Regions from separate parts of the Mus musculus genome. Here region 2 is linked to region 1. The links are chromatin loops, found by intact Hi-C in ENCODE. Cell type or tissue: heart. All regions are shown on one strand. Links, peaks and the distances in the headings refer to the core of each region. The heading gives the core; the rest is flanking DNA. Region 1 holds the start of Fam20b (family with sequence similarity 20, member B). Region 2 overlaps Tor3a (torsin family 3, member A).

The links. Peaks named below come from ENCODE experiments on the same cell type or tissue, not always from the same donor. Only the 100,000 strongest peaks of a DNase experiment are listed, where the experiment ranks them.
Region 2: a loop joins it to region 1, with 2.2 times the contacts of the local background. A loop is called at or near these places in 2 of 42 quality-filtered maps.

Annotation. Positions count from the first base shown.
Region 1 is chr1:156,714,297-156,724,604 of GRCm38, forward strand. It overlaps Fam20b (family with sequence similarity 20, member B), which reads right to left and starts at 4,614. Exons shown (of 8, transcript NM_145413.4): 1 at 4,570-4,614. In heart, for the core only: a CTCF peak has its summit at 4,270; DNase peaks (open chromatin) are centred at 4,185 and 4,795; H3K4me3 peaks cover 1,894 bases; H3K27ac peaks cover 1,565 bases.
Region 2 is chr1:156,651,646-156,661,953 of GRCm38, forward strand. It overlaps Tor3a (torsin family 3, member A), which reads right to left. Exons shown (of 6, transcript NM_023141.2): 5 at 4,827-4,951; 6 at 1,972-4,298. The coding sequence ends at 4,048. Among named protein-coding and RNA genes, the nearest start is that of Tor3a, 18 kb to the right of the region's middle. In heart, for the core only: no CTCF peak of the experiment used is centred there; a DNase peak (open chromatin) is centred at 3,686.

The DNA of each region.
Region 1 (10,308 bases), core at 2,765-5,264:
GGAAAAACTGGGAATAAAGACAATCTGGAGACATTAGGAGAAAGAATGAAGAAAGTCCAAGAAGACATTGCCCAAGAATGATATATGAATGATACATCAGACAAGGCTGAACCAGATCTTCAGGTACTACAGACAATGGTTTCTGAAACAAGGTTCCACACTACATCTTCCATGTTAATTTCTTTTTATGCATATGTGTGTTTATACATGTAGATACATGTGTAGGTGTGCATACATATGTGTGTGTGTGTTTGTGTACCTGTGTGTGTTGTGTGAGATGTTCAGTGGCGTCCTCAATCCTTCTCACTTTATTTACTGAGGCAGAGTCCCTCACTGAGCCTAGAGCTCACTGATTCAGTCTAATTAGTCACCTGGCCCTGGGGATCCCATCACAGCCTCTGGAGTGCTGGGATTAAAAGCTGCCATGTTGGGGTGGCAAAGCACTGACTGCTCTTCCGAAGGTCCTGAGTTCAAATCCCAGCAATCACATGGTGGCTCACAACAATCCATAATGAGATCTGATGCCCTCTTCTGGTGTGTCTGAAGACAGCTACAATGTACTTATATATAATAATAAATAAATCTTTTAAAAAAAAAAGCTGCCATGCATTCTTGGTTTTTATTTGGGTACTGGGATCTGAACTCAGGTCCTCGCGTTTGCATGCCAAGAGCCTTACTCACTGAGTCTTCTCTTCAGTCCTAGTTTGTCTCCCAGAACTACACAACATAAAATACATACATACATACCTACATACATATATACATACAGGGTGTGTATACACACAAGGACTAAGAACAAGAAATGAATTAGAAAGGTCTTTGGGCAACCACAACAGTGGTTACAAAGGTCAGTCACTAATGTTGAGAGAAGAGTCTATAGAACCTAACAAGCCTATTTAACTAACTTAAATCTGATCTGAGGAAGCAGTGACCTCGGTGGCTACTCCACAGAAGGCCAGAAACTGTACAGCTTTCCCAGCTGTGACAGGCAGTTAAAAGCAGATCCAGTAAGTAAAAAAGGGTGCACAGCCTACATTGCACAATCACCTCTGATCCTTGTTTAATTCCTCACAGTAATGGATCCTAGTTTAGGAATACTAAACTTGAGACAAGGATTATACCACACGTTTAAAAAGAAACAAAGTACACACCGTATTGTAAGCCTTTTCCCACAAATGCATACCTAAATAAAAATTAGCACTTAATACATTACTTCTCAACAGTAGATAACAAGGCAACGGTAAGCAGAAACAGCAGAGAGTCAATTTGAGAACACAGACTAGCAGACTTCCTTCTCTGCATTTGGTCTGTCCTTCTTATGCATTCATAATTTCATATTCCTTGGCCTCCTTTTATAATGTTCCCAAATTAACAGTCTCCTCCAACGTAGCCAGTACTTCCCCACAAAGTACAGACCTCAGACATACCAAAGTACACTATCTCATTCTGCACTACCTGACACTCAGCTCTGACTGACACCCGAGACTCTTTACGTCTAGAGACAGGCATTTCTGTTGGTTTTGGCAAGAAAAACTGTATCAGAAGACCTTTTCTTTATTTACAGACTAGTTTATTAATTTCTGTAACCAACCCACATAGCAGAGGATCTCTGCATTATATTCTCTTCCAAGCAGCTCTCGCTGTCATGTTTACTGTACATTAGTCAGAGGGAATTTCAGTAGCAAAGGAAGGACTTCTGTTCTGTGCCTCAGCCCTGCAAGTTATTGAACTCAGTCACACAGAGGCTCACAGAAGGACGAGAGGGCGGGATGCACAGGTGCCGGAGAAGCTATGGGAGAAAGACCCTTCCTCGCTCATCTCCACTGGGCGGGACAGGAGGGCAGTGAGCACTGAGGCTACTGGGACGGTTATGACCAACAACTCCATGGTTTTCTATTAATGGCGAAACACTGGTTATCTATCTAACTGCTCAGCTAGCCAGTCCAAGTGGCAGGAGGAAGTCTGTGCAGCTCTCTGTGACCAGATCGTCAGGTTGCAGGTGGCTGGAACACCATATGATCACAGAACTGAATCAGATAAACAATACCGTTTGCAGACACCCACCTTAGTAACACATGGCCAACAGAAATCGGAAACACAGTGTTTTTGCCTTCTTTTTTTTAAAATTCCTTTTGATTGAAAAAACGGGGGAGAGCCAGGCAGTGGTGGCACACACCTTTAATCCCAGCCCTTGGGAGGCAGAGGCAGGCAGATGTCTGAGTTCGAGGCCAGCCTGGTCTACAAAGTGAGTTCAGGGACAGCCAGAGCTACACAGAGAAACCCTGTCTCGAACCCCCCCCCCAAAAAAAAAGAAAAGAAAAATGGGGGAGGGCGAGCATAAAAAGATCTAGCATTTGCACTACAATATTTATGCTTCCCTCACACCACTTTCCATTTATTACTTCAACCGACCAACAATTAATGCACACCTACTATGAATTACAACTGTAGGGCCCCATGGTAACTATGCCCTTTACCCCTATCCACAAAAATCATCTCGTGTTCTATCCCAGATCAACCTGACACCCACAGCTCCTTCTGTCCGCAACCATGAGTGCGCTAACAGCTGACTCTACTGTCTTGGCACTCACCAGGGGTTCGACAGTTATCAATCTGTAGGCTGCAGTTGCTGACCTCACACTTACAAGCACTGAAATGGCGGTCAGAGGGAGCCAATTCATATCCTAAAAGTAAACAGAAATTCCCATTTAGGAACTGGAAATTCAGAAGAGACAGAAGGGACTAAAGTAAATAATCATCAACAGCACAAAATAAGTCTATGACATAAAAAATTATGAAAAATAAAAATCTGTGACTTGCTTTTTTCCAAAGTATACTTTGGTTCAAAATATATTTTAAAAAGCAAGGCCTGTGCTTTAAAAATGAAAAGTACCTATTTTCTCACTAGTCCTAAGGAAACAGAGCAAATCAACCCCATGGTCACAAGGAAAGCTGTAAATTCCAGGTTTTTGTTTGTTTTCAAGACAGCCCTGGCTGTCATGGAACTCACTCTGTAGTAGACCAGGCTGGCCTGGAATGCGGAGATCTGCCTGCCTCTGCCTCCCAAAGGCTGGGGTTCAAGGCATGCGCTGTGTCATCACCCGGCCAGTCTTATTTTTTTTTAAAATTATCTTTTCCCTTCATTATTTTTATATGTTCTTTATTATGACTGAGGCTAGACTTACGCACAGTACCTTTTATTTTCCTCGATTTGTTGGCTTTTGAGGAAGGGTCTTACTATGTAGCCTATCCTAGACCGCAGATATATGCCTGCCTCTGCCTCAGGAATGGTGGGATTAAAGGGGACGACTAATCCCCCCTCCCCCTCCCTCACCCCCACCCCACACTGTTCTCCTGTGATAAGTATTTTCTAATGTGAACCCGCATCTTGTTTTCAGGTAACAGTTCTGGGACACAAAACCCAACATCTTCACAAACTTTAAGAAAGTTATTAATTTAATACAATAATTTTAAATTTGCCCTAAATTGATTTAGAGCCTATGCAAATAATTTAGCATCTTTAATGCCTGAACCTGTTTCTCAGGACGATAACATGCACAAGTGCTTTCAGCTTGCTCACCCGGCTTGCATAAATTCAGGGAATGGCAAGCACATTGAGCTCAATGTGAAATTACAACCCAAGCAATGTAGGCATGGTTAATTATTGACAATCTTGACTTTCCGGATTCTCGGTTGTATTATAAAGCCGTAGACCTCAATCGTGAAAAGATCGCATTATTTCTTTCTTCCAACGTGAGCTATCAAATCTCCGGAGGGAACCTGGCTGAGTAGAGATGACCCTCACACCTGGCCCTAGATCCAAGTGACAGTGTTAAACATATCCTTTTCCCAAATTGTAAACGCCTTACCCATCCTACTGGAGACATAAGTCTTTAAACGAAGTAATTGTATAAGGACCATCCACGCCCTGTTGTTCCCCCCCCCCTTTTCTTCGTTTTTATCAGGAGCCTGACAGATCACTGACTCCAGATTAAAAAGAATGTCTTATCAGACTCCACAATCAAGGACACAGCTTGACAACGTTCGCATTCATCTTCAAGGCAACGTCTGGGCTCGCTCTTAATCGCCGGGCCATCACACCCGGAAATGAAACCGCCAGCGCAGCCCACTCTGCACAGTCTCATCCTAAGTTGTGCCCCTTGGCGCTCTGAGCGCACGACCGCAGGACACCGCTGCCCTCTCCGGCCCAGGGCCTGCAGGTCACTCGCGCTCCCCGACCACCAAGCGGGCCCCGTAGGGGCTCAGCGAGAGCGCGCTCCTCGGCCACCAGGAGGGCGGCGTAGGGACCGAGCTAGAGCGCGCTGCCCGCCGGGCCGCCGACACCGGCTTCGTGTGACAGAAGGGCGACACCAGGGCCAGGAGCCTCTGGGGACCGTCCTTAGCAGCGAGCACCGGTCACCGCAAGGACTCCCGATCGCCCGCAGCCCCGCATCCGGCCCCTGAGGGAGGTGCCCCGCCCCCCGCCGCCCGCGCTTTCCCTCCCTCCCTCCCTCCTTCCCGTCGTTCCCGGGCGAGGGGTCGCGCGCCCTCTCCAACCGCGCCACTCACCTGGCGGGCCTCAGGCTCGCTCCATAGCCGCCCGCGCGGTGCGGTGAGGCGCGGCCCCGGCCGCCCCCGCCGCCTCCGGGGAGGGGCAGCCCCACGCCGCACTCACCGCCCCGGGCCGCCGCCGCCACCACTGCGGCTCCCGCCCACCGCCGGCCCGGCCATTCCCCGGTCGCCGCTCCCCGCGGAGCCGGCCGCTCCACACCCACCCCCGCCTCCGCGCTGCCTGGCTGTTGGTACGGTCCTAGCGGAACGCCCTCCCTGCAGCCAATCCCAGTGCGCACCCGGCGCAGCTCCGCCCCCGTTGCGGGTAGGCGGGACTACCGGGCAGCTCCGGACCGCCCCCTTTAACCCTTTCACCCTCATTCCTGCAGCGCTGGGCTCCGCAGACACCGTCGGCGGATTTCTCCAAGCCTGTTTACATAAACTAGCTTCTGGCTTCTCTCTTACCTTCACAATTTCTTTCCTGCAGTCATCTAGGTGAAGTCCTATTCTGAAGAGATAATTTCTTCTTTCTTTCGCTCTGCCTTGACTTCTCCTTGGAGATTCTGCCCCAAAGTGCCCTTCCCTGACCAAAAGAGGCCAGACTTCCCACCTTGGAAATCGCTCCAGCTTTGGCCCAGAGCAGAGCTCCCCTACTGTACCTTTTCAGTAGCTCTTAACAAAATCCTGTTTATTTTATTATAATAGCTTTTTTTTTTTTAATGTTTGTGCCTTGCAATGGACTGTAAGCCCTAAGAGGGCAAATCCAGCGCGACTTGGTTTCCAGTGCCCTGCACTCACCCACTAGGCTCCTGAAGAGTCAATGAGCTGCTCCTCCCCTTAACGTGTGTCCACTCCACACACAGTAGCTACTGTATAATGCATACGTTTATTCACCATATAGACAGCTTCCATGTAGTCTGTTTGACCCTAAAATATTATGGTGTACGTTCTACATTGGATATGATTTGTGCGGGGGGGGGGGGAGTTTGGGGACTAAGCAGGAATTTCTTTCAAGAGGGAAAGAAACGATCTCTCTCTCTCTCCCTCTCTCTCTCCCTCCCTCCCACCCCCCACTGTATGCCACTGGGCATGTCATGTAGTGCCTCTGAGTATAAGGCTCCTTGGGAAATGGAAGTTAAACACAGTACCTACTTGACAGGATTGTGGTGAGATTTAAATAGTAAATGTGTGGAGAAAATACAATTATTGTGTGAAGTTAGTTTAATGTGTGTGTGTGTGTGTGTAGCACTTTCGATCAGGACACCCAGAGAAACTATTGGACTTGACACCCTACCCCAGAAGACTTAGTGAGGGAAAGCAGCTTTAATCACTGCTGGAAGCACTCATCACTGCAAGGCGTACAAAGGGCAGCGTAGACAGCCCTGTGTCAGCTTTTACTGGATAGAGTTGAAAAGGGTTGAGGCCATTATCCGACAATGGAAAGCACAATTCTTGGGAAAATTGGCTGGATGGTGATGAGAGTCTGCCTTATTTCTTAACAGGCACATGGGTCTGCTTGCAGCCAGCTCTTCTGGGCCAGAAAACCATGAGGCAAAAGAGGAAGCCAACACTTTCTTTGAGACTGTGTGACTAACAGTGCTCCGTCTTCTCTGTCATTCCATTGACACTGAAGAAGGACCCTGCTCCTGTCATTGCTCATCCTGAAACCTGCCTTGGGGGAGATGACACCCATCTGTGTTGAAGGATTCTCAGAGAAAGAGGGTTTTTGGTCCATGGAGGCAATCCAGTCAGGTGCATATTACACAGGGCCTGACACTCCATGATGTCAGTTTTTGCCCCTCAGGCTCATGACATCACTTATAGTCAATATATTCTCAGTGTTGTAAGGGATGTGGTCATTTAAGTAAGGAGCATGAGTGATTAGGACACAGGACGTCCCTGCGAGGAGGACAGGACACCTAAATTATGCAACACAGATTCTGAGTCTGAGAAGAGTGTGGACTGGTATGAGGGAGGAAGGATGGGGGTGAGCAAAGTCTGGATGGGAATGAAGATTAACAATATGAACTCAAAGTTGTGCGGTGTTATGAGAAGTTATAACCGATATCCTGGGCAGATAACCCAGGGTAGGTGCGTTCACTCATTCATTTGACTGTCGAATGCATGTCAAGTGGCAGGCATCAGACTAAACTTCGACTGTTTGGAGATGAAGAGGGCCCCATCCCACAGAAGCTTGCCGGCTCAATGAGTTCCTTCTAGAAGTCAGAGTACTGGAAGGGTTGTATTACTGTCCCAAGTCATGGGATGTGCTGTGGTTTTAAGTATCAAGCTAATCTTCTCACGACCTTTCTCTCCTCTGCCCCCAAACTTCACTGTTCTTAAAGCCACAGACTGTGACTTTATGTAATGGAGCACCTTTTCCAGGAGCATGTGCGGCAGCTCATGGAATTGAATCCAGAGTAAGAGACTGGCTGTCCCCCCTCCCACGAAGAGCAGTGGGAACCGCCCTCATCAGGGGAACATTAGCAATGAGCCCAAGCATGGAACTCTACCAGAAGCTAGCCTGTGGCAGGAGCCTCCCTGCTTGGCATTTACAGCCCCAGCACACCTCTCTCATGCAAACCTTAAATTCCCCTCCACAAGGCTCACCAGCTTCGCTCTCCCTGCCAGTGAGAATCCTCCTTCACCCAGCCTTGGGAATGACTGCTGAATAGCTCTCCATACCATTTGAGGTCTTCCCTGGGCTTCCCAGCTGTGCCTCCTGGGAGCCCGGGGCTTCGGGTGGCCCTCTCTAGTGGCATGGTTTATTAAGGCTTTGCAGGATACTGTTCTCACGGGTACAAAGTTGTTTAATGCCAAAGACAGTGTTGTACCGCCAGCATGGAACATGGGTATGTAGCCATGCCCCTTGAAAGAGAAGTGTGAGAATGGCAGGTGCCATGTGGCCAGGTGCCTACCCTCGCTCCCTACACCCTTTTAATCATTTTCTGAGAACTGCCTCAGAACTTCCAAGCCTCAGTCCATTTGTCAAGTCCCAGGCCTCTAGCAAACTCGAGGTATTAGGAGAGCACTTCCTCCCAGCTCCTGCACACGCAAAGGCTACCCGCTCTGTTTCTTTGAACCTACTTAATACACCCACCATGATGGATGCCCCCGAAACTGATTAAATGACTTCTACATCAAACAAGCTAAGGAGGGCCCTCAGAAAACTCCTCCTTAGAGCCCAGGGAGAGAGTGGTAAGTTGAGATAGTGATGAAGTGCACACACACACACACACACACACACACACACACACACACACAGAGCTAGCTCTCAGCTGCCTTTGGAACGTCTGCTCTCTGTAGGAAGTGCTCATGGACAGTAGCTTCTACCTTTCCTTCCCAATAGAGCAGTCGGCTTTCTTTCATTTTGCTTTCAGCTCTGCAGAGTCAACCCCAGCCCTCTTAGAGTGCCCGACTAACCCTTCTGCCAATACTATCTGAGCAAACCACTCATGCCCCGGGGCAGCAGTATGCACCGCCTACACACACATAGCTTCTTTCCTGAGACATTCAGGCCGTGTGCTCTGAGACTGGTAGAAATCCTCCTGTTATTTTTTTCTACCCTTGTAATACTTTTTAAAGAGCTGCTTTATTGAGATATAGCATACAGCCCATAATTCACTAGTTTAAAGCTTATGATTCACTATCTTTTCGTGCATTTCTAGAGTTGAGTCAACATTATCATACCTGAATTTTAAAGTATTATCATCACTCCCAAGACAGTATGGACCGTTTTCTCTCGCTGTAAAATCTATCTGGGTCTATTTTTAAAGTCTGCATATTAAAAAAAAAAAAGGACAAAGAATCAGAAAGTCTTCTGGCTAGGGGGACACTGAGGAGCACAACTGTCACAGCTGTGATTCCCTTAATTGCCCTGTGTGACAACAGCAGTTTAATGACCAAAGTTGCATACTATATTGTGGTATGCCCTCCTCAGTAAATGTCCAGGGCCACATCTTTGAACATTTTCCATTTTGCTGTGGCTCTCTCTAGTGTCGTATATGGTTCTTCTGCAGTTTGAGCAGAGATAATTCTACAAATTCCAATCTCCAATTCTCTAAGGCAGCCACTTGGTAATATGGCCAGGATAGCAGCACATGCTCTGAGTATTTAGTATCTGCTCTGTCTACGTGGAGGAAGCTGAGAAGTCTTGCGTGCACCCAACTGGCCAGGAAGAACGATGCTGCAACAGGATCCTTCTGCACACGTTTATTCAGTCCTGTTTCTTCTTGTTTATATCTCCCTTGTTTATATCTCCCCCGAACCCTGGGCCTCTCACTCTTTTATACTCTCAGTTCCCATCCACGCATAACAGGCCACGCCACCTCACCAGGCACGCAGCTTCAGCTAATCAGGGCAGCAGGGGCGTATCTCCATCAAAATGGATTCACCAGTATCCTGGTACACCTGCGCAGCTCTCAAGATGTTTGTGGCTTATATGAGGAAGTCAGGTGCAAATCATACGACTTAGCTGCAGTCCCTGGCGCCTTTGGGACTGCTGCCACACCCACTCCTCACAGAGAAGGTCTTCGTCTTTGCTTCTGCTTTTGAAACAGGGTCTCACTATGTAGCCCCGGCTGACTTGGAACTCACCATGTAGACCAGGCTGCCCTCAAACTCACAAGAGTTAGATCTGCGTGCCTCTGCCTGCTTGGGTTAAAGGGCTGCACCATTATACCCCACTTGAACTCTTATGTTTTTATGAACTCAATTTACCGTTGGGCTGTCTGTCTGTCTGTCTTGCTGCTGAGGTGCCTGAGCACTGTCCACAAGCTGCTCAGGGGAGACAGAATGCAATCCAAGGATCTCTGGCCCAGCCAGAATGAAAGGTTCTGAGAGGCTTTGGTTTAGCCGGTACAGCCAAAGTTTTACAGCTCTCCAGAGGGAAGTCTGTTCAGGGCAGGTAGCTGGGGTCTCCTGCTACAGTTGCAGCATGGATGCTAATGGTACCTAGTAGCTGGGGCATGAGCTTGGCCTGCTGGACTGACCCTAGGTCCAGCAATGAATGCTTCAAGAGAGAAAACTCTTCCCCAGAATGCTGCAGCTCAAAAAAACAAAACACAAAACTCAAAAAACAAAACACAAAACAAACAAACAAAAATCCAGACACTCTCAGATGATGCTTGGTGAAATACCTTGTGCACTTTATTTCATGTGGATAGGGACTTTATAAACATTTGGGGGGTAGGGTGGGACCCAGGGGTAGATGCTTCCCATTGGTTCTGTCTGAGATGTTACAGATGCTCTATTTGCATGGGGTAGGACTTCAGGTGTTGTCCCTCTGTGGCTGATTGTCATGGCCCTCTCAATGGGGTGTCGTGGTTACCTGTTCCAGGACAGGTAGAGCTTAGCCTGGAGCTGGTTCAACACCTTTAGTTCTCAATTCTGAGATTCCCTGAGGTTTTGAACCTGCTCAGCCTTACCAGTTCTTCTGTCTGGTGGCACAGTCCACTCGCCTCACATTTTACTGCATGATGACGTAATTGCAGCAGTTACATGGAAGTTCTGGGTCTTCATGCTTCCTCAGAACCAGAAAGCATCTTCCATGAACAGTAACAGGGTCTAGCAGATGTTCTTTGAGCCTCTCTTATGAGCCCTCTGGAATGTTTTAGAGCTACAATTCTTTACAGGCTGCATAGGCAGTTGACCCATCTTTCCACCTGCCCCCAGGCTTGAAGATTGGGATTTAATTATCATGGGTCGGATCCTAGAAGGATTTTTTTTTCAAGTTTACTCTACCTCAAAACCAAAGCT
Region 2 (10,308 bases), core at 2,525-5,024, 63 kb before region 1:
TTTACATCTTTTTATCCTTTTTTTTTAAATGTATTTATTATATGTAAGTACGGATGGTTGTGAGCCACCATGTGGTTGCTGGGATTTGAACTCAGGACCTTGAGAAGAGCAATCAGTGCTCTTAAACACTGAGCCATCTCTCCAGCCCCCGGTTTACATCTTTTTTTTTTTTTTTTTTAAATTATCTGTGTGTGTGTGTGTGCGCGCGTGTGCCTGTGTGTGTATATTGGATCCTTGGAGCTGAAGTTACAGGTAGATGTAAGCTGTTGGATGTTCATGCTGGGACCCAAGTTCAGGTCCTGGAACAGCAGCAAACACCCTTCACTTAGGAACCGTGCATATCTTACTATGCAAATCAGAATTCTGACTCCTGCGGTGCCCACCAATGGCCTCTCCTTGTTCCCTTTTTTAACTTTCTTCACCTTCTGCTATCCTAAAGGGTTCACTGTTTTGTTATAGTAATTTCATAGGTTCAGATCTTAACCTTTATATATTTAACTCAAATTTAGTTGTTTTAGCTAGATACTCTTTTTCAGTGCCTTAAATGTGTTTCCTTTTTATAGTGCTAGGGACCACATGCTAGGAAAAGACCTGTAAGGTACAATCCTAGAACATGTCATCATAGGGTCCAGGCTGGCCTTGAATTTTGGATCCTAAGTCTCTGCCTTCTGAGTGCTGGGGTTACACCTCCATGCCAAGCTATGTATAATGCTTTGCATAACCTCTGTCCCATTTCCATAACGGCTGTGCTGACTTACGCTCTCCCCAGCAGTGTCCGATAGTTCCTTCCTTTTCTGTATCTACCCTAGGATCTGTTGTTTTCATATTCTCAGTGGGGTAGGGTATTTCCTTTGGGCAGAACCATTTTCTCTGGGGGTGGGGGTGAGAAGCTCATATAGCTTAGAAAGAGTCACAAGCCCCTTCCTCTAGGCTACCTAAGCACTAAAGAGGAGCTGTCAGAGTTCATTTCACTCCGGGCAGAGCTCCAGCAACACAGCACCATGCTAGGAGAGGCTTTTCAGTGAGGTAGCACTTGAAAGTCGCCAGAGTTGTGTACATAACCCCAGTAAATTCACTGATAGATTTGGATGGAGACGCCTCTTTGATCTGGCACTGGTGCCCCACCTGTGGTGAACACAAGTTTGTTGGTGTCTTTTTTAATCAGGAAAAGCTGTGCAGTGCTCTCTCACAGCTTGGCATTTTCATTTTTTAGGATGAATCCTTTTGTCTCTCTCCTAAGACTTTCTAAGAACTTATGTGTATGAGTGTCTCGTCTGCTTGTCTGTCTGTCTGTGTACCACTGAGTGCCTAGTGCCTGCAGACCCAGAAGACTGTTGGATCCCCTGAGCCATCAAGTGTTTTGCTATCAAGGTATCATGCTATCATGGAATGAGTTTGGAAGTATTCCTTTTTCAATTTTGGAGCAGTTTCACTAGAATTGGTTTTTACTGCTTGATGTTTGTCTCATAAAACCAGTCTTAAACTCCTTAACCCTTTCCTCGGCCTCCTTGGTGTTGGGATTACTAATGTGTTTCACCACACCCATATTTTAACTACTTACTTACTTACAGGGTTTCTAAGCCCTGGCTGTCCCGGTACTCACTATGCAGAACAGGCTGGCCTTGTACTTACAGAGATGAGACTTCCTCTGGAAGTCTTTCAGACAATTTTAACTCTTTAAAAGGTCGATTTCAGTTATGAAGCTATCAGATCCTTGATGTGAGACTTTTAAAATTTTACTGATCATATAATTTGCTTATTTAAAATCTATTCAGGTTGTCTGTTTTCTTGATGATTTAATTTAGTTGGTGTCTAATCATAATGGGTTTTGAATTCTTTGTTTCTGTGTTACCAGTTGTAATATCTCCTTTTCTATTTGTTTGAGTCTCCTTCCCCACCCACCCCCTTCACTTTTCCTTAGCTGTACCGGTCATGTTTATTTTACAAAAACAAAGGAAGAACCATCAGCACTTGCACTGACCTTGTTTTTATTGTCCAGTCCAGTGTCATTCTTAGAAACAGGGTCTTGGGGCTGGGCATCAGTAAAGTCCTTGCCTAGCAAGAAGCCCAGGATCTGAGCCCAGCACCAGATAAAGCCAGGTGTACTGGCACATGCCTGTAATTATAGCACTTGAAAGATGAAAAAGCAAAGTCACTTCAGGGTTACGTACTGAGTTCAAGACCATTTTTAGCTGTGTGAGACACTGTCTCAAAAAGACAGGGACAGTCTTGCTGTATATCCCTAGCCAGTCTCAAATTCACTAGACAGCCTCCTGCCTCAGTCTTCGGAGTGCTTGAGTCATGGAGCTTTTTCACCACTGTAGTGCTCGTTATTATACTAATTTGGAGTTTAGTGTTTTTCTAGTCCTTTGGGCACAGTGCCTGTCTGAGATGTGTGTGTGTGTTGCAGTTTCTCAGAGCTGTTTTCCTCATGGGCTTTGCCTCACAAAATTAAGATTTTTCCATTTCACTCTAACCACTGACCTGCTGGTTGTTCTGGAACTGTAAGTTTCTGCTTATAATCCCTGCTCTGCTTTCCTACCTATAATACTCGTGACCACAGGGTATTCTCGGATTTCAGTTCTGTTAGATCAGGTAAGACCTGCTCAGCGCTCCAGCATCCCCTGTCGAGAGGGAGAACGGTGTGTCTGGCTCTTGGATGGGAGGGATTCACTAGTATTCCTGTTACAGTTCACTTGGTTCTCACTTTGTGCCCATCCCGCTCTGTCCTCCTGAATATTCAAGGACAGCATGGAAGCACCTGGCTTGAACAAGAATCTAAGTCTCATTGGGCATTTTATGCTTATTAATTACCATGTGGTCTTGCTTTATAAGAAACCTTAATTGTTAAATTTCTGTCCCTGGGGTTTGTGGCAGCAGAACTCCTAAGCTTTTGAACTTTGTGACTGCCTTTGCTAATTGAGATCCCACTTCCAAACCACACTCCTTTATTTCAGTTATTTGAATATGGCTGGGCTAGGTGGTCCCTAGCCTTAAGGCAGGTGAGTGAGTACACATGTACTGGTAAGTGGGGGTTGCAGAAATGGTCCATTTTTACAAGAACTAAAGGTGAGAGTGCTGAGCAGGACTTTGAATAAGAGGGGGAAATTCTGAGAAAACACAAAGACCTGTATGTTTAAAAAGTGTGAAGGGACCAGAAAAGAATGGCCCATGGTATTCTAAAGACAGGTGGTACTGACCTGCCTCGCCACATCAGCCTCAGGAACCACTTGTCCGAGCTGGAGCGGAGAACACGTGTGTTCGAGGGCTGAGTCAGAGGAGTTTAGTAAGAAGCTCTAAAGTAGCCTGAGACCAGCACGTGCTGTGCCAGCCTGCCAGGGCAGTGCAAGGACCAGGTCTCAGTAAGAAAGGATGTTAGAAAAATACAAGATTTAATTACACATGACGAGGCCTCTTTAAAAAGTTTTCAGTCTGCACAACAGAACATGCCTTAGCTATCCATACACATGAGTTTTGGTCAAGCCTGGCAGGCTGCTCAAACGAGGCAGCTCAGGTTTCTTTAGCTCTCTCTCCCATATTAGCCTACTACAGTGCTGGGCCACACCCATCCTGTTTTGAAAGCTTCAGTTTGTCCTTTAGCCTAAGGCCCTTTGCTGGTCTCACATGCAGAAGCTGCCCCTCTCCCCCACGTTGCCGGAAAGCAAGGAAAGCCAGCCAGACCTGCAGACCTGGACCACACGCCTCTAGTCCACACATATTCCTTGTTCTGTAGCCCAAAGATCCTAGAGCCTCAGGCTCATATGAACTCCAGCTGCCTTCCAGGAAGAGCTACGGTGCCAGGAGACTGTAGGGAGTGTTCTGAGGATCCTTTGGTACTTGGACCTTCCGTTCCACTGGCTTCCTGACCCTCAGTCTAGATTGTCTAGAATGTAGGTTTTTAAGGCACCAAGTGGTTTTTAGAAACTGCCTCTGTTAGGAACTGCCTCTTGCACACCAGCTGAAAGCAGTGATTGCTGGACGCCAGGGCACCTGGCAGATGGCTGTCTCTTGTGGAGGAGGATTGTTTAGGGTGCACAGGAGTCACTTTCAAGGCAGGAAGAGGTTGATTCTCTGGGAAATGGATTTGCAGCCCTGAGAGGAGAAAAGCCGCTCTTCCTCAGGGACATATGTCATCATCTTGGCGATTTCATCCAGGGTCTCTTCTGTGTATGGGAGATCCTGGCCCAGGAAGGCATCTCGGACGCACAGCCTCACATGGCAGTACTCCAGTGGCAGGAAGGGGATAAAGTGGTCAATAAGGTGTTTCTTCAGGAGACCGCTGGAGCCAAAGCTGCTGTCTGTAACCAAGACCCAGAGTTACATAGTGTCTGACCTAGCCTGGGACTGAACCCTGCTGGAGATCCCCAAATTGAAACCTGCACAAGAGCTGGTCTCCCACAAAGCTCTTGGAGTACTGTGTGCATTGTTGCCAAGGACAGTGCGGTGGTGGCTATTCTAGGCATGGAGAAGCACAGTGATTGTGGCTGTAGTAGCAGATAATGGCATGACCACCAGGACTGTGGCTGGCTTTGGTGTAGCAAAAAGGTGGAGCTGCCCCACCTTCACCTGCACTGTTGTCTCAGGGAGATCTGCTAGCCTATGGTCAGAGACCACAGCTGTTTCTAGGGCGGGGCTGGACCTGTGACCCTCTTCAGAATGCATTTCCAGGGAAGGAGTATAGGCATACTCTCGTGCCACCAGAAGTTGATGGGTGAGGCTGTCCTATGTCCTCTACTGTCCAGACACCCTCACTGCCTCACATTTGATACCAATCATCTCTGGCTGTGCTCTTGGCAAGGCTGTATGTATCTGAGTTGACCACTTACCTGCAGCCTCCATGATCTCAGCCTGAAGGGGCACCTCCAAGTGCTGCGTCGTAATTTCCTCCCTGGACCATCCAGCCTTAAGCAAACTCAGGACTACCTCATTGATGACACTGCCTCCGAGGTTGCTGAAAGAAACAAGCGCTTGTTAACAGCCGATTCCCACACTCACAACCCCCCAGGACAGTTCATCCCTAATGGAGGACACACTGAGCAGTGACAGACTCAAGGATGCCTCAGGACCACAGGCTTCAAGGCTCAGAAGGTAAGGATGAAAGCTAGACTACGGCTGAGGGAGGTGGCATGTATCCACTGAAGGCCAGAATGTAGGGTTGTGGCCCCACCCACTCTGTCCTAAGAATCTTGGTTAGGCTACAATGGGTTGTAGGAGATGGAGTAGAGGTAGAGAGAATTAGTTTGGAAAACAGTATTGGCAGGACCCTGCAGTTGGTGGACACAGGAGGTGCCTCTCTGGGCTGCACTCCCTTTCACAGAAGTGTGGAGCAAAAGCTTATTTTGCACTGCCTGTGTCCTCTCAGGCTAGGCACAGGAAGATGGCTGCACACTGCTAAGACAGGAGTGACACCACGAGGAGGCCGGGAGTAAGTGCTGGGGACCTGCAACCAGGACAGTTCATCCCTGTCTCAAGTTGGCACCCAGCTGAGCCTTGTCTGACTGCACAGCTGTGCCTTCACTTTCCCTGCTTAAGGCTCACAGAATGAGGAATGTCGTAAGTGAAGGATAGGGGGAGGCAGGCAGCAAACTAAACGGGGTCCAGCATCTCCTGTCCTCTGTCCTCACAAGGATCAGTGTCCTTGTTACCTCAGAGGAGTCACTCAGACCTTTGGAGCAGCCTGGCTTCAAACTCAGAGATCTCTTGCCTCTGCCTCCCCAGTGCTGGGATTTAAATGTATGTGCCACCACTAAACACCGGGCCGTTCCTATCTTTTTGATAATGTTGCATTTCAGTCTGTCCTGCAGATGACGTAGACTCACTACGTGCCCCTCCCAATCCCTAACCTGCCTCCCTAGCTAGGTGGGGCAGCATCCTTCCCCAGCAAACAAGTGAAGACCAGTGTGTCCCTCATAGCCACTGATTAACTGATTTCCAGCCTCCTGCTGGAAGAATCCAGTAAGAACAAGGGCATCCCCACTCCTTGCCCAAGCCCAGCTGCTCTGCCACACTTCCAGCCCTGCAGAAACTGCTTGCATCACCCGTCTGATCTCTGCACCTGCTGGACAGCCTGTCAGGTGGCCTTTGGATACATAACTGCATCAGCAGAGATTGCCCCATCTGTGTCTGCCACAGTAGCCCTGATTCCACAACCTGGACTCAGCGGCAAGCCTCTGGAGGACAGCAGGCCAGGGAGGTGGATCGATCAAGCCCCAAGGTCACAGACCCTAGTACAGTACCCTCTCAGTCCCAGGTCTACCTGACTGCCCCATGGGACACGGGCCCCACTCTGCATGGTTTCTGCGTATTTATCAACTCTATGCAGCTTTCTTCTGAACTGCTTGCACTGTCACCTACAGCCATGTCATCTTCCCACCACGTTACAGGTTGTACCTCTCACACAACAAAGCCTGGGAGCCTTCACTACCTGTCCAGTGTCTTCAGCTCAGCAGGGCTGCACTCCAGCACCTGCAGGCCAAGGTAGCTAGATGCTGAACTCCTCACCCTCCAAGCCCCTGCTGACTGAATACTGAAAGGACCACTGTCACAAGCTCCCATCACTAACGGTGAACTCTTCCCTAAACAACAGAGCTAGACTCAGTTTCTTCGCTGGTAAAATGAGAAACTGGGCCCAGACAAGCTAGGGGTGCTTCATCAGTGTGGAGGCAGTTAGTCAACAAACACCCACTGCACCCCACATGCGTCATTCATGAATAACTCACGTCCATATAGTTAGTTCTTCAAAGTCCTTTTGTTCATACCCTGACCACAGCTCAGAGAAAACAGACATTAGCAACCCTCTTCTGGGTGCGTGACGAGAGCACAGCAGCTCCAGGCCTGCCTTGTGACTCTGGGGTCTTCTACTGACGGACACAGGCAGAAATCAGTATTACTCTGAAACCAAGCCCTAAACAGTACTATCCCTGTCCTTGCTACTGAAAACTATCAGTACAGTTCAAGGGAACTGCATAGTGAACTCTAGACAGACCTAAAATATCCTCTAGAACCTAATGGGAGCAAAAGTTTCCCATAAGCATTACCTGAAGAGTGAGACCCTAGAGGAGACGGCAGGCATGCCATCAATAGATGCAGGAGGGACCAGGACCAGGATCATGTTCCACCTGGACTGTCGTCATCTCAGCTGGGTCCGCTGACTCATCACAGCTAGTCAGCCCTCCACTCTGCCCTGCTCCAGACCTGGCTGCCTCCCATCCTACTGTCAGCTTTACAGATAAAGCTTACTCTTGCAAAATCTTGGCACTCGAAAATGGCTTTTGTCAATGTTGGGCAAGCAAGCCCTCCTGGCTTCACCTACTTTGTCTGAGGTGCCACAGAGAACTGGCAGAAAAGCCATCAGTACCTCATTTCAACAGCAGGTCTCAGGTATATTTCAGGATTAAACTGCAGATCCAGTTGGCAGTGTCGGGGCTGGGAAGGGCTCAGTGGACAAACTATTTACTGCCTGTGCATAAAGACCTGAGTTCAGGTCTCCTGCAGCCCCATGAAGAGCTGTGTGACCTTAGAACTTCAGCTCTGGGGGCTTGCTGGCCAGCTAGTCTGTCCAATTCGGTGAGAGACCCCGTCTCAAAAAACAAGGTAAAGCCAACCAAGTCCGGTGGCACACACCTTTAATTACCTCAGGAGACAGAGGTACATGGATCTCTGAGTTACAGGCCAGCATACTCGACATACCAATTTCCAGGCCAGCTGGGGCCACACAGTGAGCCCCTGTATTTAAAAAGGGAAAAAGTAGCCGGGCGTGGTGGTGCATGCCTTTAATCCCAGCACTCGAGAGGCAGAGGCAGGCAGATTTCTGAGTTCGAGGCCAGCCTGGTCTACAAAGTGAGTTCCAGGACAGCCAGAGCTATACAGAGAAACCCTGTCTCGAAAACCAAAAAAAAAAAAAAAAAAAAAAAAAAAAAGGGGGAGGGGGGTAAAAGCAAACAAGCTAGAGAGGATACCCAGTGTCAACTTCCACACAAGCTAGCACACACACACACACACACACCACACATGCAAGAATCCTTACCACAAAGGGAAGGCAAACTGAAGTTTGTTCTAGAAACCAAGTCTAGAGACTCAGATCTCAAACACATTGCTCTCTCATAACCAGAAGACCAGAGAACCTCGGGGCAGGGGTTGGAGGTGGCTAATTTGGGGGCACCCTCAGGAGGGGTGGTTGTGGTTCTGCGTGGCTGGAGAGGGACTGTGGTGGTCTGGCTCATGGCCTCTCCTTGATGGAAGGCCTTGTGCACGCCTGCAACAGGTTGCTGGAAACCACTGCCTCATTTGTGTAAGAGCCCCTGGGTAAGTGAATTCCCTGGATGGCAGCTTGGCTGCTGTTAGGTGGCATCAGCCCAGCTCCAACTTCACCCGTGTGCACTATTGTGTATGTATAGCTACGTGGCCTGAGTCAGTCCACTAAGGTCAGGTCTCTAGAGGAAAGGGCAGGGTTACTGCCAGCTGGTCAGTATCCAAAATGCTTGCCGTGAGATAGGAGGGTCACTGGGTCACACTGGGCAATACAGCACCTAAGAGAGTTTGCCAAGTTATAAAGCAACTAGGTAGGAGAGTCGGTGCCTTGGGGAACCATTCCGCTGTCTCTGCTTGTGGGAATGTCATGGACAGCTGAGGCCACTGACTCAGACGGGTGAATACTGTGGGAGCTGGGATCAGTCTTCATTCTGACATTTCGGTTATGTTAACAGATGCCTCCATTTCTCTTAAAACCACTCGAGACTCTCACCTGCTCCGTCCTTGGCTTCCATATGCAGAAACCCACGTGGCTTCAATCTGTCCCGTCTTGTCTAGGGGAACCACCCTAAACTCAAACCTGCCTTCCAAGTTCAGCTGGAGAAAAACCACTCCTACTTCCCCGGGGCACACTGGGAACCCCACCTCCCCACCCAATTCATGAGCAAGCCCCAGCCTGTGGAAAATGAGAACAGGTTTGTAACAGTCCACAATTGTAGTCTCCCCTCCCCTAGCCTGAAACCTGCTTGCTCGGGGTGGAGCTTCCTGCTCATTCGTTCTGCCACGCCCACTGCTGGAACCTGAGGAGCCACACACGTGCACCTTTCTACTGGACCAGAGATTATTCGGCGGGAATCGGGTCCCCTCCCCCTTCCTTCATAACTAGTGTCGCAACAATAAAATTTGAGCTTTTTTTTTTTTTTTTTCAGAATGAAATTGTCTTAGTTCCGTTTTTTCTTCCGCCCCGTCTAGATTCCTCTCTTACAGCTCGAGTGGCCTTCTCAGTCGAACCGTTCACGTTGCGAGCTGCTGGCGGCCGCAACACACAATGAAGTCTGCAAGGAGCCTCGGTGAAGCATTCAGACTGGTTAAGTTCCTTGCCCGCAGAGTCCTTCTGAGGATCTGGGCATACAGAGCACAGTGATCTTGGAGTGGCTGTTCCTGCTCAGCAGCCTCCACGGCCCACTGCAAATGTGAGAGACCTGCCCTTCACTCGCTATTTCCTGAGAAGAGCCTGCCCTTCCAGGGTGGGAATCCTGAGGAATGTAAGGTGGCTTTCTGCTTGATTTTAGAACAAATAGCTGACTTAAAAACCAGTGCTCTCAGACTCTTGTCATTAACCCCTACTCCACTAGATAGATCTCCGTCAGGGAGTGTGGCCTGCTGATGCTCACTCTATCCAGTCCTGCTTACCTCACCCATCCTGGTGACCCAAGGACTGCCCCACTCTAAGAAAGGACACTAGACCCATAGTGGCGACTCCACCCACCTCTACCATCTGCCTGTGGACCAAGCTTCTTGTTGACCATCTACTGCATCCCCCTCACCACCTTCAGTAGGGATCTAGATTTGCATCATGAACGCCACCACCAGTACCTGTTACTTAAGGAAAGGCCCTGAACATCTCTCCAAGACTCCTGAAGACTGGCTGTGAGAATCTTCTAACTCAACAGAAGGTCTACACCTCGTCTTAGAAATGTCACTTAGCTCAGACTGAGTGGGGACTATTTCTAATACTCAGCTGGAACCTCAATGCTGAATTGCCCAAAAATTCAAACCTAAGCCTCAACTGATCAAGTTGGGTAACAAACAAGAAACAGCTGCAAACACCCAACAAAACAGACACAAGATTTCAGAACTACTACCAACAATGTAACTACAGATGCCTAGATCCCATGGCAAGTACACAGGAATAATAGAAACAAGTCTCTACAAAAATTAGTAGTTCCCTAGTAAATGTCTAAGAAAAATCAGCTTAGGTGACATATATAAAAATGATTTCAAAGGACTGGAGAGATGGCTCAGTGGTTAAGAGCACTGACTGCTCTTCCAGAGGTT